Linked DNA regions of Mus musculus: all the other regions are linked to region 4. Evidence: chromatin contacts called from ENCODE POLR2A ChIA-PET data. All regions are on one chromosome and are shown on one strand. The core of a region is the stretch at or near the end of the contact, and the rest is flanking DNA. Distances in the headings are between cores, read along the strand shown.

Region 1 (2,700 bases), core at 15-2,514, 190 kb before region 4:
CATATGAGGACTACCTAGAGGGGCTTCGTGTGTTTGACAAAGAGGGCAACGGCAAGGTCATGGGTGCAGAGCTCAGACATGTTCTTACCACTCTCGGTGAGGCAGGGCCCAGAGCTGTGGGGTGGAGAAGTGGGGGGTCCTGGAAGAGCTAAGTAGAGCCTAGAATGGGTTTATGGTCCTGCAGTTATGGGCAGGAGACTCAAGAGGGCCAGCATTGTGGAGACAGATCACCTAGAGGCTAAAGTGTCCAGCTATGAGCCAAGGGCAGGGAATGCAATGTCCCCCTTTGCAAGCCACAATTGTGTTGATTCCATGCAAGTCTCAACCCCGGCAGCTTGTTTCGCTGTCAAGTCAAAGCTTTCACCTGCTCCAAGGCACCGTTGATATGAAAAAGGGCAAGGGTGGGAGGATGAACCACCCTGAGAATGTCTTGGGCTGGTGAGGCAGGGAAGGCGGGGGACTCTAACTGTTTTTGGGTTCAGGAGAGAAGATGACTGAGGAAGAGGTAGAGACTGTTCTGGCAGGCCACGAGGACAGCAACGGCTGCATCAACTATGAGGGTGAGGGGGCAGGATGGCCAGGGAGTAAGGAGACTTGAGGGGGGTGGGAGTACCCTCAGTTACCCGAAGGTCAGTTTCTCAAGTCCTCTCGTCTCCTTTCGTGCAGCCTTCCTGAAGCATATCCTAAGCCTCTGAGCTCCGCAGGTGGCCCTCCAGCCAGCCCCTGGTATCCGCTTGAGAGGCAAGGGTCCTCGATCCACCAGATAGAAGCGCAGGCAGTGCGTCTCCGCGCCCGTCCGTAGCGCAGCCGCCAGGGCTGGACTATTTCCTTCCCCACCCCCCACCCCCTCCCACCCCCACCCCACCCCAGCCCCGACTCCCACCCCACGTAGAACCTGCAGCGACGGAAACTTGCCCCACCTCCTGTGCGGCCAGAAGCGCGTTCCTGCCACTAGGGGGCACTTACAGTTTTGAAATAAAAACATGGTTCCTGCTTCGGTTTCCGACAGTTTTCTTTTGAGAAAGAGGAAGGACGGGAGCGGGTAGTCCTCTCTTCTGCAAAAGCCCAAATCCTCTGCTCTTGGTGCAGCTCGGAAGAAAGGTTTCCGAGAGTCCCAACCCAGGCCCCCCTGCTAGATTCCTGAGCCGAGGTAGGGCGCCCCCCCCCCACCTCATTAATAATGTAGTGATGTCATCTGCATGAGCCCAGACTAGCGTGCCTATTGGATGAAACGGCGGAGGGTGACGTCATGCGCCATGGGACGTACTAAGGCTGGGGTTGGGTAGGGCGTCGGAGCCATTACTGCCGGAAAAGGTCCAGCAGAGCTCAGCAGCCAAGATGGTGGGCCCTGGGAATCGGGAGATCAGGGGGATTTGGGGCAAGGAGAGGACCGCGGGTGGGAGTAGAGAAAGCAGTGGACGTGGGCACGCCCAGGTTTTGGAAGGTTGGCTGTGGGATTGGAATGTCTAGGGCTTTGCCCTGGGAAGCGAATCCTCGGCTTCAAACAGGAGTTTGTAAAGCCGGGATAGAAGCTTGCGGGGTTGGACCTCAGGTAACTGACCAATCCCTTCTTCTCCGAGCAGTGTGACTTCACCGAGGACCAGACCGCAGGTAGGCAGTCTCTGACCCGCAGCTCAGGTCATCCTTACCGAGAGGGACCCCCTTCCTTTAGCATCTATCTTCTGATCCCAACCTGTCACCTCCAGCGCTCCCAGGAGAGTGCCCCGTGGATTTCCTTCTGCTCTAGATCCTCCATTTTCTTTTCTCATTCTTTCTTCCTTCCCCTTCCACTCCAGATCTGAGCCCCAAGCGCTGGGTGAGTTTTAGGTGGTGTGGGTGTGTGAAACAATTTGACTAGTGCCTGTTATGTGTCGGGTCTATTACGCTTGTGGTTTGCTGCTTCTTTTTTTGCCTCTCCTCTGATAACTGTCCCCTCCTTAAGCTTGGATTCTGAGTACTGTAGAGGGCAGTGCCTTGATATTTTGTTAAGATGGGCACTGGAGAGTTTGCTAAGGATGTGGCTTCACCTCTTGGAAGGTCTCCCGGAGGGGAAGGGTGGGAGTGGGAGGCTAGAGTCCAGGCTCTTACTTCCTTATATGGGCAGGACCTAGCCTGGGCGGTGGCAGATTCCTGCGGAGTTGTATAGTAGTGGTGGAGAGCCTAGCCTGCCGCAGCTCAGGGGGTGTGTAAACAGATGGCTACCACCTTAAGGTAAGGGAAAGAAGGTTGCCTGTCTTTATGTGGGGCATTTGAGTTGATAGAAATAGATCCCTAGGAGTAGTCTTGTGTATAGAGGAGGACAAGATATCTGGTTTCTGCAGCATGACTTAAGTTGAATTGGCAGCAGAGCTGTGCAGCAAGCACGGGGCTAATCCCTGGTGCTGCCGTTCTTCTGAATCCTCAGAATTCAAGGAGGCTTTCCAGCTGTTTGACCGAACAGGTGATGGCAAGATCCTGTACAGCCAGTGTGGGGATGTGATGCGGGCCCTGGGCCAGAACCCTACCAACGCCGAGGTGCTCAAGGTCCTAGGGAACCCCAAGAGTGATGGTGAGCATTTCAAGAATGTAGTGGGTTCATGGTTGTTCAGCTAAAGTCATCCCTTTATCTGCATAGGTGCCAAACTTGAGCAAGTTTTGTCTCATCCAGTTCTGATTCCCTCTTCTGGCCGTCCTTGTGTTCCCTACCGTCATGTCCTGAGA
Region 2 (2,700 bases), core at 108-2,607, 240 kb before region 4:
GCGCCATCTTCCTTGGTTAGTCGCGGGGTTTTCTGGCGTTCGGGTTTCCAGTGCAATCCGTTAACATCCGACCTCCACATTCACTATCATCACAGCGGGCTAACGGCATTTTTCCCTCTTTCTCTCTAGAGACTCCTGCGCCATGAGAGCGAAGGTGAGCGGCTCTTAGGTGGTGAATCGGGCACCTAGTCCCCGCCATGGTTCCTCTGCGGGCTTCCAGACGGTTTGCCTCGGGTGTTCGCAGTCAGGGAGAGGCTTAAAATTCTTGCTGAAGAAAAGATGGGGTGGGAAAATGAGGGATTCGGCTCTAAAACTGAACCGGTGTCCTTTGTCAAGCCCTGTGTTCTGAGCAGTTTCATGGCCTTGCACAAGCCTGTCTCTAACATTCTTTTTTGTCTCCTCACATGATCGGGTTTTTTTAGTGGCGGAAGAAGAGAATGCGCAGGTACGTTTAATTTTTCAAGACTACCTTGGGGCAGTGGGGGCAAGCTCGGTGTGGGATATTTGGTTGGAAGAAAATATCTGGCGGGAAGGAAGCAGGAGTCGCCGCCCAGTACAGCAGAGCTGGTGCTTGTTAATCTCATCGTCTCTTGTACTCGTGCACTAAGTGTACGTATTGATAGATGTGCAAAGGAAAAAAAAAAAACTCAGGTTTGTGTGCCTTCCATTCCAGGCTGAAGCGCAAGAGAAGAAAGATGAGGCAGAGGTCCAAGTAAGCCAGCCCGTGCACCTACGACGCCTGCAGGAGCAGAAGTGAGGGATGCTGAGGGCCGGGACAAGCTATCGGACTGTGTGCTGCCATCGGTAATGAGTCTCAGTAGACCTGGAACGTCACCTCGCCGCGATCGCCTGGAGAAATGACCGCCTTTCTTACAACCAAAACAGTCCCTCTGCCCTGGACCCCCGGCACTCTGGACTAGCTCTGTTCTCTTGTGGCCAAGTGTAGCTCGTGTACAATAAACCCTCTTGCAGTCAGCTGAAGAATCAAACTGCTGTTACGTGTTTTTTTGCGGTTCCTTGGGGTGGGGACTCGAGTGTGTTTCTGTATAGGCGACATAGTTTGGGTGTTTGATCTGGCTGGAGCCGGTTGAGTGTGCGCCCGAGGTTAAGTTACAGAGTTGGTGCGTTCACAGCGCCACTCCTACGTTTTGGGGGTACCACTGCGTAGAACCTGACGCTGAGCGGAGTTCCGGGTCCGGCGGAGTCCTGTTACCATGGTGATGCGCAAGGCTTGTTGGGAGCTTCCTGCGCCTACTAGCACGCAAGTTGGACCATAGAGTGTGTTTCCGGGTCTGGTAGCTAGAGCGTCTCTTTCTTCCGCAGGAAGCGGAAGAACCGTAGGGTGGGCGGCTCTTTGTCGAAGCTAGAGGACCGGCAGGCGGCAGCAGCAACTACGGCGGCGGCGGCAGGTGAGGGAGGCGGGAGACTTAGGTGGAGGCCGCGCCCGGAGGGGAGGAGTCGGGGATGGCCCAGCGACTGGGTTCTGCCCGGCCACACGAGCCTCCCCCAAACCCCCCGGAACCGACCTGGCTCTTCCTCGTTACCCAGGACAGAGCCCCTTTTCTCACTGACCTCGCTTCCCAAGCAAACGCCAGCCCCGTGACGTCACAGCCCTGCCCATCCCTCCGCCTGATGTCACCCCGAGCCCCCCTCCCCTTTCACTTCCTCAGTGTCCCAGTCACCTGGTCCACCGCTGAGTGCTGGCACCGCATCGCGGAGCCGGCCAAGCCAGAAGACTTCCAGGGAAACTCGTAGGACTTTTCGTGAACTCTAGGGTGTTGGGGGATGGTCGTAATCACCGCCCCCGAGTCTAGTCTCGCCTTCCCACTGACACTAGTCAGTTGTTGCCCTTGTCCAGCTTTCAGGTTTGGCTGGCGTTCCGAACTCCAACCCTAGATCGGATTCTGAACCCCATATCCTTCTCATCTTGAGGTAAAGCTCCGCTAACCTTCCTCACCAGGAACTGTTTTGTTTTTTAGTTCAGCTTCCCAATTTTTATTGGTCGGTTCTAGCCCTTATCCTTCTTAATAGGGACTTCTCCTTGTGATAGGTGACGTTCACTTTGACCTCTTAAGGGAGCCTAAAAGCCACAAAGCTCTTAGCTTTTTGTCAGAATTCATTCCAGTGTATGAAAACCACATCATATCCCTTTCACGTTTTTCCCTTGTTCTACTCAAATCTCCGTTTTTTGTTTTTTTGTTTCTTGTTCAGAACCCAGCAGTGATGTGGAGGTGGAGACTCACGGGAGCCCCGGACTTCACCTGAGCTACCTCAGGTATTAATTCTGGGATATTGGGGTGAGGAAGGCTATCATATCCAGTTATCTGCTTCTAGTGGGACTTGAAACATTGGTCAGGCTTTGAAGGCATTTAGTCTTCACCTGATCGTCATTTATGATCTTTTAAGGGCTTGTTTCTTACCAGTTGTTTCTTATATTCTGGGGCTCCTTTTCCCATCTTGTGTATTCCTGTGCATCTCTGACTTCTAATCTGGTTAGTTATTCTAGCAAAGTCAAGGAAGTCAAGGAAACGGGAAATCAAGAAAGGTATCTTTATTCCCAAACGGAAACTAGGAACTTCTCTTATTTGAACAGTAGGGGGAGCCTGAGTCCTACTCAGGGAACATTTAAAAGATTAGACACGTGGTAGCAGGGACTCCCAGTCTTAGACTCCCAGGGTTAGAGAGAAGGGAGGGCTAGAA
Region 3 (2,700 bases), core at 167-2,666, 220 kb before region 4:
CTTGACATAGTCTAGGGTCGTCTGAGAGGAAGGAACGTTGATTGAGACGAAGCCTCCATAAGATCTGTAGGCAAACCTCTATGTAGAACATTTCCTTAATTGATAGGGAAGGGCCCAGCCCATGGTTGGCGGGGGCCATCCCTGGGCTGCTGGTCCTAGGTTCTATAAGAAAGCCGGGGGCTGGTGAGATGGCTCAGTGGGTAAGAGCACCCGACTGCTCTTCCGAAGGTCCGGAGTTCAAATCCCAGCAACCACATGGTGGCTCACAACCATCCGTAACAAGATCTGACTCCCTCTTCTGGGGTGTCTGAAGACAGCTACAGTGTACTTACATATAATAAATAAATCTTAAAGAAAGAAAGAAAGAAAGAAAGAAAGAAAGAAAGCCGGTTTAGCAAGCCAGTGAGCAGCACCCCGTCCCCCGCCCCCCATGGCCTCTGCATCAGCTCTTGCCTCCAGGTTCCAGCCCGGTTTCAGTTCCTGCCTGGACTCCCTTCAATGATGGACTATGATATGGAAGTGTAAGTCAAACAGACCTTTTCCTCCCCGACCTGATTTTGGTCAGCATCAGGAAACTATTGCAAAATGTAATAATTACTGCTGCCGTTGAACACCGCCCCTCCCTGACTATAATCTTAATCGGCCCTCTATGATAGAGATGACTAACTCTGGATTCTAAAAAGAAACAAAATCTCACTTATCTACCGATCTCCTCCCCTCACCCCACTTCTTCAAGACTGGAGTATTAGAACTCTAATGTTCATCACGCCCCAGCTGTCGCTGACTTGTTCCTTTTCACGGACAAGATAGGGGGACTGAGGACAGCACAGACAGGGCCGCTAGACAGGGTCGGTCATCCTAGACTTTCGTTCTAAATCGGTCTAATTTCCCTAACGTTTCGCAAGGGCAGCCAGTAAAAACTCAAAGAATATTCTTAGAGGCAAAAACGAACGTTCTCTGAGTATCAAACGCTGGGAAAGTTGACAAAGAATATTTAAGATTCAGACCAAACCCTGCCAAACCATTTGAACGTGTGGAGAGATACACCCTCAACTCTAGCTCACTCTGAACTCAGTAATTAGAGTAGCGGCTCTGCATGACGTAACTCCACAGGCGCTCCAATCCCACGTGGGAGGAGCAGCTGCTCCCGCCTCTTAAGTGGGACGCTACGCCCCGTTCTCTCCGTGACCAGTCAAATACTGTCTTTTGGTTTCTTTCCCCCCCTTTTCCCGCCATCCAACCCTCCCATCTTGACCCTCTGGTCCAATCACGGAGGCCCTGCCATCCCAAGTCCTCTCTAGCTTCCCAAGTCTACGCGGCGCTGCCCCAACAGGCAGGGGCGGGGCGGGGCTTGAGGTCCCGGGGGGAGCACCATATATTACTGGGGGGGAGCTGGACCAGACACTGAGCTGCCTGCAGCTGCTCGGGCGGGCACTCCCAGAAGCTGCCCCATGGAGCACTCCCCTGAAGAGGGCGCCAGCCCCGAGCCGTCAGGGCAGCCCCCTGCCACGGACTCCACGCGGGACGGGGGCTCCGGGGTCCCACCTGCCGGCCCAGGTGCGGCGAGCGAGGCCCTGGCGGTGCTGACTTCCTTCGGGCGCCGCTTGTTGGTGCTGGTGCCGGTGTACCTGGCAGGGGCAGCGGGTCTTAGCGTAGGTTTCGTGCTTTTCGGCCTCGCCCTGTACTTGGGCTGGCGCCGGGTCCGCGATGGGAAAGAACGGAGCCTGAGGGCAGCGAGGCAGCTGCTGGATGACGAGGAGCGGATCACCGCAGAGACGCTTTATATGAGCCACCGGGAACTACCTGCCTGGGTGAGTTACCACTTCAGCCCTTGGTGCAGTATAGCTCTTCCTAGCCCCTCAACTTGGGGCTCTCCCACCCTACAAAGTCAGCTCCCCCACCTAGGACAGCGGGCCCCCAGACTTTGCATCGTCCCGTTAGCGCTTGTGTGCTGGGACGCACCACTCCTGGACGCGGCCACCCACTCTCCCCGCCCACCCTTGCCGCAGAGCGGATCCTTCCACGGAATCGGGACTTCTTCCTCCGTCTCCTCGGACTACAGCAGTACATCTGAGCTGCCGCTCCCAGCCAAGCGTGTAGAATGCTCGCTCCTCCTGACTTCTGGTGCCACTCGCGCCTTTGCCGCGCTGCCTCTGGGGATCCCTCCACCCCCCACCCCGCGATGGCTCAGAGGTTCCCCCGCCTTTGCTAGCGCTTTCAAGGCTTTTTATCTACTTCAGGGCATTAGGGTTTTCCGTTTCCTGCCTTGTCTCTAGGTACCCGCTGAGACCCAGCCCTGCAAGCATTGTTCCGCTGAGTCCCAGCACCTGGAAATGACCTATCGCGGTCGCCTTCCAGCCTCAAGCCAGCCGGGCTGCTGGGCTAAGGGAGGAGGAGGTTCTGGGAAGAGGGTAGTGCGGCAGCTGTAGTTCCCGCTGCTCCTTTTTACTCGTACCCAGGGCGGCCCCACCCTTTTCCGGACTGTGAGCAGCCTTCGCTCGCTCGTTTGCTCAGCCGACCCAGGCCCTCATTACTATACCCTGTCTCCTGGGCTGAAAAGATGCCTCCCTCTGACCTTGCTAAGCTGAGCGGGTTACCAACCCCTTTGGGGTACCCTCCCTACTCTTCTCACTTAGAGGTGACAGGTAGAGAGAGGCAGACACCAGTCACACTTGCCATTCCCTGGAGAGAAAAGAAGAA
Region 4 (2,726 bases), core at 24-2,523:
CTCTCATCAGTTCAACTCAGTTTTGACTACCTGCAAAGAGCTGTCCTTGGGCAAAGACCAGATAAAGATTTCTAATACACCCTTTCAGCCTTCAGAAAGGGGTATAGTTCTTACCCCATGGCTCCCCACCCACAGCATCTCCTCATGTAAATCAAAGTGGGAGACAGACACAGGCACTCCCACTTCAGCCACCACGCTGTGCAACTCAGAGTAGACACCTTCCATTATGTGCACTGACTCCTGGACAGGAAGAGCCTCCAAGGCCACTCCCTCTGGGTCTAGCTCCACATTCTGTAGCAAACTTGGATTCAGGTGGGCATCCAGGACTGGGTCCAGGGTAGAATGCATAGCTGGGGAAAATTCGGCCAGTCCAGGATCCAGACCCTCAAAGTTCATGACGATAGTGGCCGCTGGTCAGACCGGAGTCACACCCTCCCTTGCCACGCTTCCTACAGACAAGTGACCCAGCCTTCAGGAGGACAGCACCAGTGAACCTAGAATGGACATTCTGGCCTGCAAGGGAAAGAGGCAGCGCAGTCAGGGATAGGCCTAGGTACTGGAAGTATCTTCTATGTGGACAGGACAATCAGGTAGGCAGAGGGGATGAGACTGCCAGGCAAAGACGGAAGCATGCATGAAGAGGACAAGGGCAACGCTGTACTGTGAGTGGCATGACAGTGTCCCTTACTCTGCACCTCTAAACTTCCTAAGTTCCCTGCCAGCCCACCAAATGATCTAACTCTTGACTTCCCTTTCTCCTGAACCACAAGGTGAAGGGAGCGGGTTTGATAGGGGCTGGAGTTCGGGGGAGAGCTCTGAAATGCTTGTTTCTTAGAATTGGACATGAGACAAAGGGGCTGGGCGGTGAAGGGGGCAAGACAAGCCAGTTTCCCAGAATCCTTTACAGTGGTTACCCAGCATTCTCCAGGGGGTGGGTAACAAGAACGGCCAGTTACCCACAAACGGGGCGGGGGTAAGGGGGAAGTAATGGAAACGGATAGCTACCCAGAATTCTTTGAGCGAACCAGAGAAACTGGTTACCCAGAATTCTCCCCCAGCGCAGGGGACGGGAGGGGAAGGATTAGGGCAAAGGTCAAGACGTGTTCCTGGGATGCTTACGGGGAATGGGTCATTACCAAGATTTCTCCATGGCGGATATTTTGGAGCGCGTGGAATTCAAACGAGTAGGGGGTAGAGAAAGCGCCGTCAGCTCCGCGGGAAATTCCAGTTTCCCTACTACTCCCCCGCCTCTAGCTCAACCTAACCCAAGCAAGACGGACGGTGGATTGGCAGCCATCGCTTCCAATCAGCGGGGGCCACGGGCTCATCCCAGCCAATCAGAAAAAGCCAGGTACAGGCAGCGCCTGAGAAGGAGAGTGACGTAGCCTCCGCCAAAACAAGGTTACGGAATGCCACCGGGGACAAACTGAATCAGGCGCGGATCTATTTGGTGTTACGAAAAGTAATCCCTTCGCTCTCAGGCTTTGTTAAGCAAAATTAACTTTAGACTTTGAAGCCAAGCTTTTACGCTCCCTGAATAAGAACTAGACTAAAGGGGCGCCAGAGGCTAAGCACTGGGACTCGCCCGGTGGGTATTCCCAGCGTGGCCTTCATCATTCCCGGCGTATAGACCTTCATCTTGCTGTGCCTGTGAGCCATTCCAATACCTCTGACCCTGTACCCCCGAAACTCACTGGCATTTCCTATGACTTCTAGATGTGGGGAAGAAAAAGGAAGCGGGAGCCTGACTTCTAGTGTGGCCCAAGTGGCCACCTTTTCTCTATTTCTAGAGGCATCCATCTGAAATTCCCATCAATGTTTGTGTCGTCCCCAGAGGTCCCCTAATTTTCCCAAGAAACAAGTCTCCTAGACTGTCAAAATTCCCCTAGACCGTGGAGCTGGACATTGACCCCAAGAGAGAGATAAACAGTAAACTGAGTCAACTGAGCTGTAGCTATTCTGAGGGGTTCTTGATTAATCTCCAACTAAGAGATCCTACTGCCTCTCCCTCTCCTGTGAGAGTGTGTCACCGTGTCTAAAATATTTGGGGGTACTGGCTGTGTACTAAACTGCTTTGGAATTGGTCCAGGCTGTGAGATGTCTTAGGTTGCCCAAACTCAGCTCTGTCATCTCTGTTTTTAAAGGCCCTGTGCCACTAGTGGTCCATACCTACAATACCTGCATTATTAAAGCAGAGGCAGGAATCCCTTACAAATTCGAGGCCAGCCTAGGCTACATAGATAGTAAGGACCAGGCTTGCTATGGCTACATGGTGAATATCCCTTTCAACAGGTGCCTGTGGAAGAAAGTTCTCACCAATAATAAACACCAATAATAAAACTTTTAAAGCATTTATTGGGCCAGGCATAGTGGAGGTATATTTGTAATGGCAGTAATCCTGAGGCAGGAGGATTAGTGTTCAAGGTTAGCTTCTTCTATATAGCAAGTCCCAGGCTAGTCAGGTTACATGAGACCCTGTTTCAAACAAACAAAAACCAGGCTAAGTGGGATGGCAATCCCACCACTCAGGAGGCAGAATGGATTTCTGTGAATTTGAGGACAGCTTGGTCTACGTAGTGAATTCTAGGCCGACCAAGGTTAGACAGTGAGACCCTGTCTCAAAACACCCCCCTCATCCAAATAAAAATGTATTTCTTTTCAAAAAGGTGAAAGAGGATTTCAAGATGGTACAGCAGGTAAGGATACTGCTACCAACTGTCAGGGTC

Evidence for each region. ChIA-PET counts read pairs that join two places held with the same protein, here RNA polymerase II (POLR2A).
Region 1: POLR2A ChIA-PET joins it to region 4 with 17 read pairs in Patski. The contact joins the promoter of Myl6 here to the promoter of Pan2 in region 4. POLR2A ChIA-PET finds 5 or more read pairs at or near these places in 3 of 5 experiments (Patski and embryonic stem cell).
Region 2: POLR2A ChIA-PET joins it to region 4 with 12 read pairs in embryonic stem cell. The contact joins the promoter of Zc3h10 here to the promoter of Pan2 in region 4. POLR2A ChIA-PET finds 5 or more read pairs at or near these places in 4 of 5 experiments (Patski and embryonic stem cell).
Region 3: POLR2A ChIA-PET joins it to region 4 with 20 read pairs in embryonic stem cell. The contact joins the promoter of Esyt1 here to the promoter of Pan2 in region 4. POLR2A ChIA-PET finds 5 or more read pairs at or near these places in 4 of 5 experiments (Patski and embryonic stem cell).

The regions. Positions count from the first base shown.
Region 1 is chr10:128,492,450-128,495,149 of GRCm38, reverse strand. It overlaps Myl6 (myosin, light polypeptide 6, alkali, smooth muscle and non-muscle), which reads left to right and starts at 1,264. Exons shown (of 7, transcript NM_001317218.1): 1 at 1,264-1,341; 2 at 1,584-1,611; 3 at 2,405-2,548. The coding sequence starts at 1,339. Myl6b (myosin, light polypeptide 6B) reads left to right here. Exons shown (of 7, transcript NM_172259.1): 5 at 1-96; 6 at 483-560; 7 at 667-993. The coding sequence ends at 695.
Region 2 is chr10:128,546,403-128,549,102 of GRCm38, reverse strand. Zc3h10 (zinc finger CCCH type containing 10) reads left to right here and starts at 1,357. Exons shown (of 3, transcript NM_134003.2): 1 at 1,357-1,409; 2 at 2,212-2,275. It overlaps Rpl41 (ribosomal protein L41), which reads left to right. Exons shown (of 4, transcript NM_018860.4): 1 at 1-15; 2 at 130-154; 3 at 423-445; 4 at 674-993. The coding sequence starts at 143. The coding sequence ends at 716.
Region 3 is chr10:128,524,575-128,527,274 of GRCm38, reverse strand. It overlaps Esyt1 (extended synaptotagmin-like protein 1), which reads left to right and starts at 1,416. Exons shown (of 31, transcript NM_011843.2): 1 at 1,416-1,811. The coding sequence starts at 1,452.
Region 4 is chr10:128,301,882-128,304,607 of GRCm38, reverse strand. Pan2 (PAN2 poly(A) specific ribonuclease subunit) reads right to left here and starts at 1,273. Exons shown (of 26, transcript NM_133992.3): 1 at 1,137-1,273; 2 at 115-513. The coding sequence starts at 396.